Linked DNA regions of Mus musculus: region 2 is linked to region 1. A link is a loop called in an ENCODE intact Hi-C map of the cell type or tissue named here. Cell type or tissue: left cerebral cortex. All regions are shown on one strand.

Region 1 (2,500 bases):
AAGTCTTTAAAAGTGCAGCAAGGCCTGGAATCCAAGCTGGCCACAAGCATGCCCATCATAACGGATGCCATACAGCCAGCCAGAGCATCCTGAGCACACAGGCCTGGGCCCAGGTGGGTCCCACACAGTTTGTGGGTGTTCATCTGCTTGGGCCAAGATGGACTTCATGGATTGCTGGGGTTTGTAGGTCCAGCCCAGCCAGCTGCTTCTTGGGCTAAGTTTGATGTGCAGGCCGTGGCCAGCCCTGGGTGACCTCCTCCTTCCGTTCCTCCTCATTTTCTCCCTCCTCTTCTTTCTCTCTTCCCTCATTTCCCACATACAGGAAAACACCGACACTTCTGTCCATTTCTCACGAGTCCCTCATAGTCCCCACCCGTCCCTTGTCTATTCGAAACACCGCTGGGTCTCTGTGGAAAGGTAGCCTTGCCTCTCAATTCTGGTTTCAAACAACAGTACTGATCTCTTTAAGGGCTTCTTTGAGGGTTTCAGGGCAGGGAGGGGAATCTTCTGGGTCATGTGGATTCCAGATGTGCGCAGTTGGAGTTGCCAGGAGTCTCTGAGATGTCCACAAGAATCCTGCCCCGGGGTCTGCAGAGAGAAGGTCCCCCAGAAATGATTCGGGGAGACTGGAGGCAGGGTGTCTGACTTTGAGCCAGTGCTGTCCTTGGATCTGGTGAGAAGACCTGGGAACATAAATTGCACACTTGACCCTACCGGGTGCAGGTGTCTGTGTTCCGTCTGGTGGGACTTTCAAGCCGAGGGGAAGGGCTTACCTTATGACTTCTGAGGCTAGAGTTCTTGCCTCTGTCCCCTGATCCTACAGCCCCTGTGCTTGCCCGAAGGAATGTCACTACCTCTCTCAGAGGCTCAGTTTCCTTCACGACAGCCTGGCCCTGAAGTAACTTTCTGAAGGCATGTAGAGCCCAGCCTGTCCAGCAGAGGGCACCAGGGACCGCGGATTGCCCAGAGGTAGCAGTTGCCTGGTAGGGTCCTTCCTAGGGGCTTCAGACACAGTTTGGCCACAGGTGCCCTCATTGAGGACAACGCCTGCCTGCAGGGGTGGCTGAGGCTAGGCTGTTTGGATAAGCGGCCAGGCTGAAAGGCCGAATGACGTATAAGCGTCTTTTCGTTAGTTTCTCAACGGTTTTTCTTAGGTCTCTCTCTCTCTCTCTCTCTCTCTCTCTCTCTCTCTCTCTCTCTCTCTCTCTGGTCATTATTTTTGATTCTGTCCTCCCCTCCCCCCGCGCCCCTCCCCCCCCGCGCCCTTTCTGGGTTTTCTTTGCCTTGTGCTGGGTCTCTGGGCGTGATTTTGGGTGTTTGTTTGTTTGTTTGTTTGTTTTTCTGTTCTTTCCTCTTCTGTTCCCTTCTCTCCTTTGCCCTTCGTCTTTCTTCCATTTGGATCCAGGAGAACACAGGAAACCCTTGTCACCCACAGAGGTGCTTGTGGGGGGTGTGGCCGCTAAACCATGCTTACTGTCTTCCCCCAATTCCCCCACTTACCACTGGAACCATTTAGAACTATGACCACCAGGTGGCGCTGTGGGCAAGGCTGTCTTGAGAGGGAGCCCCTGCCTGCTTCAGAGTTAAGAGGCAAGGCAGAGGGGTAGTGGGGGCCAGGGGGTGTTCAGGAGTCACTTGAAGGTAGAAACTGCCCACATGCGTATGTCCCGACGCCTTTGAAGAACCAGTTGTGACATTCAGACCTGACACAGTGCTCAGTGACTTGGTGACACTCTTACCACTCTACAGAGGGGGAAAAAAAAAACCCACTCAGTTGGCTTAAGGGTCAGATGAGTAGTTCCAGATGCAGTTCCCAGTCAGAGGCAGGGGCATTACATATGACAAACAGGAGCCACCAAAGCCATTGGATTTTTTTGTTGTTGTTGTTTTTTGTTTTGTTTTTGTTTTTGTTTTTTGTTTTTTGTTTTTTCGAGACAGGGTTTCTCTGTGTAGCCCTGGCTGTCCTGGAACTCACTCTGTAGACCAGGTTGGCCTCGAACTCAGAAATCCGCCTGCCTCTGCCTCCCAAGTGCTGGGATTAAATGCTTGCGCCACCACCGCCCGGTGCCATTGGGTTTTATGGACTCTCTTTCAGATATGCCACAGGAGGGCCTGGCTTTATTCTGGGAACCCAAGCAGCAGAGAAGAAAGTGGAGAAGAAAGAACTGAACGGGCCTGAGCTCATCACTGGGAAGAGAAAGTGACTTTGTTAGTGTGAGCTCTGCTTCTACGCGTTCAAGGGTGACTGCTAGTCTTAGCAGCATCTTGATTGGATCTGGGGTCAACTAAGAGATGCGTTTGGGTGGATGGGTGAAAGTGTTTTCCCGAAGGACTAGCAGATGGGGGAGGAGGGAGGCCATCCCCCGGAACGGATGGCACCTTCCAGGATGGCCCAGATATGAAGAGTTCTGAAGGAAAGGCAACACTAATTATCTTACTTAAGATTTCTGTGCGGTGATGAAACACCAGGACCAAAAAGCACGTTGGGGAAGAAAGGGTT
Region 2 (2,500 bases), 230 kb after region 1:
AGCCCATGTTAAAGCTGGGTGTGGCCATGGTGTCTGTAATCCAAGCACCGGGGCAGGAAAGGATCCCTGGACTCGATGACCAGCCAGGCGAGCTGAAGCAGGAAGCTCTGGGTCCAGTGAGTGTCGTTGTCTCAAAAGATAAAGTGGAGGCCGGGCGTGGTGGCTAACACCTTTAATCCCAGCACTCGGGAGGCAGAGGCAGGCAGATTTCTGAGTTCGAGGCCAGCCTGGTCTACAAAGTGAGTTCCAGGACAGCCAGGGCTATACAGAGAAACCCTGTCTCGAAAAAAAAAAAAAAAAAAAAAAAAAAAAAAAAAAGATAAAGTGTAGAGTGACTGGGAAAGACACCAATGTCAATCTGATCCCCACAAACACCTTCATGGGCAAATACATCTCATACGCTTGTGCACGCACACACACATGCACACACACACGCACACAGGCACACACATGCATGGGCGCGCACCTGTACACACACAAAGAGAGAGGGGAGTAGGAAGAAAAAAGGAAGTCAGGAAAAGAGGGCCATTGGATGGTGACAAACTGAGTCATGGAGTCAGGAGTGACACTGGTATGAGAGATGTGTCTAATTCTTCCCGGATTCCATCTAGTCACAACGAGGCAAACATCAATGGGAGGTTCTGAGCAGGGGAACCGCTGTAACTGGAAGCCGGGATGGGGGCTGGGCGGGAGGGCAGAGGTGAGAAACTCATGAGCAGCTTGTAAAAACCAGGTGGCTCCAGCCAGCAGAGAAGGCAGGAGGGGGCTGGCCTTGGTCCAGGTTCTGAAGATGGGGTGCACACATTTCCTGGTAAGAAGAGGACAAAGACAGCTCCCAGGTATGCTGCCTAGGTGCGGGACGGATGAGCTTGCAGTTAATAGGGAAGCTGGCAGGATCCCTCGATTTGGTCAGGATGGTCATCCTGTCTGGGCGCTATAACAAAATCCCCCTCATAGAATAGTTTACAGAAACCAGAAATGTATTTTATTTTATTTTATCAGTGTAGACGCTGCAAAGGCCAAGGTCCCGAGACAGAGTCTGGGGAGGCCCCTTTCTGGACCCAGGTGTCCCCTTCTCTGTATAGTTCTGTAGTGGGAGCAGGTGATCAAGTTCCCTTGCACTTCTTTCATAAGAGCACTCATGTCATTTCTGGGAGCTCCACCCCTCAGGACCTAATCACTCCTCGGCGGGTCCTCCTAACACATCACCTAGGGGCAGGATTTTACTACATGCACTGGGGGAGGCCCCAGCAGAGGTAACGTGCCCACCCCTTACATACATTCAGGAGCTCAGCGCTCAAGAGGGTTCAGGGCACAGAAGCACACGTGGGCACTATCACCATGCAAGACTATTTAAATCCTTCTTGAAGATTTCCCAGGGAGAGAACAGCTGGTCCCAGTCTCATGCTGACTGTGAGATCCTAGGCAAGGCCAATCACCACTGAAGCTCTCTGTTGGTCTGCAAACTGATAGATCGTAGCAGCTGCTCTTTGGTGTCCTGTCCAGATCTCTAATCTACAGAACAGGACTTCAGGGTGGATGGACCTCTGCTGAGGAAGAGGAGCTACCCACAGGCTAGCACTGATCCTACCAAGATAAGATCTGGATCAGATGGGACATGCAGGACTGAACAATTCTGGTACACTTGCCACAAGACACTAGAGGCCCCTATATCCCCCAAGCTGCCAGGCTGGGACCACCAGTAACCAAACCCTTGACCACATTTAGTTCTCCACAACGTGGAACTGGAACCATTGGGAATCAATTCAGTGAGATGTCTGAGCTAGAAAACCTGCAGCATCCAGGGCCAGAGGAATGGGAAGTGTCAGCCCGTGCCTACCCAGCCTGGGAAATGGATCCCTGTGCCTTCAGCAAGAGCTTTCTGCTCTTCATCCCAGGGCACACCCAAGTCACTACCATCTGTGAGTAATGCCTTGGATATAAAAGGACGGGTGCTCTATGGGGTAGAGTAGATGTCCACCCTGGCAAGACTGTCTCTCTCCAGTTGATGTCTCTGAGGTAGGGACGTGGAACATGGAGGAAGTCTGTTTCCAGGCCAAGCAGAACATTCATGGAGTCAGAAAACAACACAGGGACAGATATATTGAAGAAGTTTGTTGGGTTGGATCGAGAATTTCTGCAGCTAAAGTCAGAGTAAGGAGGACTCGCTTTCAATGAGGTCAGGGTGAGGAGGGAGCCTCACAGATCATGCAAAAGAGACCAGTGCGAACACTCATCTCCGTGAGTGATGGGTGTGGTGCTCAGGAATACAAAATCAAGACACGCTCCCTTGGCTGGAACCCTGCCTCTTTTCATTTTTCTTCCATGTCACCTCGGACAAGAGACACAGCCTTTCAGCGTCTAGAACTTTCATTTGACAAATGAACTTACACAGACAGAGGCCAGAACACATGGTACCACGCAGGGCCTGCTTCTCCGACGACTGGCTGATCCCTTGGCTACATTCCAGATTTCTTTTTACTGCTCTTTGAACAGCTGC

The links. A loop is a pair of places that touch in the nucleus more often than their neighbours do. Peaks named below come from ENCODE experiments on the same cell type or tissue, not always from the same donor. Only the 100,000 strongest peaks of a DNase experiment are listed, where the experiment ranks them.
Region 2: a loop joins it to region 1, with 2.8 times the contacts of the local background. A loop is called at or near these places in 3 of 42 quality-filtered maps.

Annotation. Positions count from the first base shown.
Region 1 is chr2:166,563,124-166,565,623 of GRCm38, reverse strand. Gm29679 (predicted gene, 29679) reads right to left here and starts at 1,102. Exons shown (of 2, transcript NR_152154.1): 1 at 774-1,102; 2 at 1-683. In left cerebral cortex, CTCF peaks have their summits at 923 (motif pointing right) and 1,538 (motif pointing right); DNase peaks (open chromatin) are centred at 944, 1,532 and 2,316.
Region 2 is chr2:166,332,958-166,335,457 of GRCm38, reverse strand. No RefSeq gene overlaps it. Among named protein-coding and RNA genes, the nearest start is that of Gm30733, 48 kb to the right of the region's middle. In left cerebral cortex, no CTCF peak of the experiment used is centred here; a DNase peak (open chromatin) is centred at 1,408.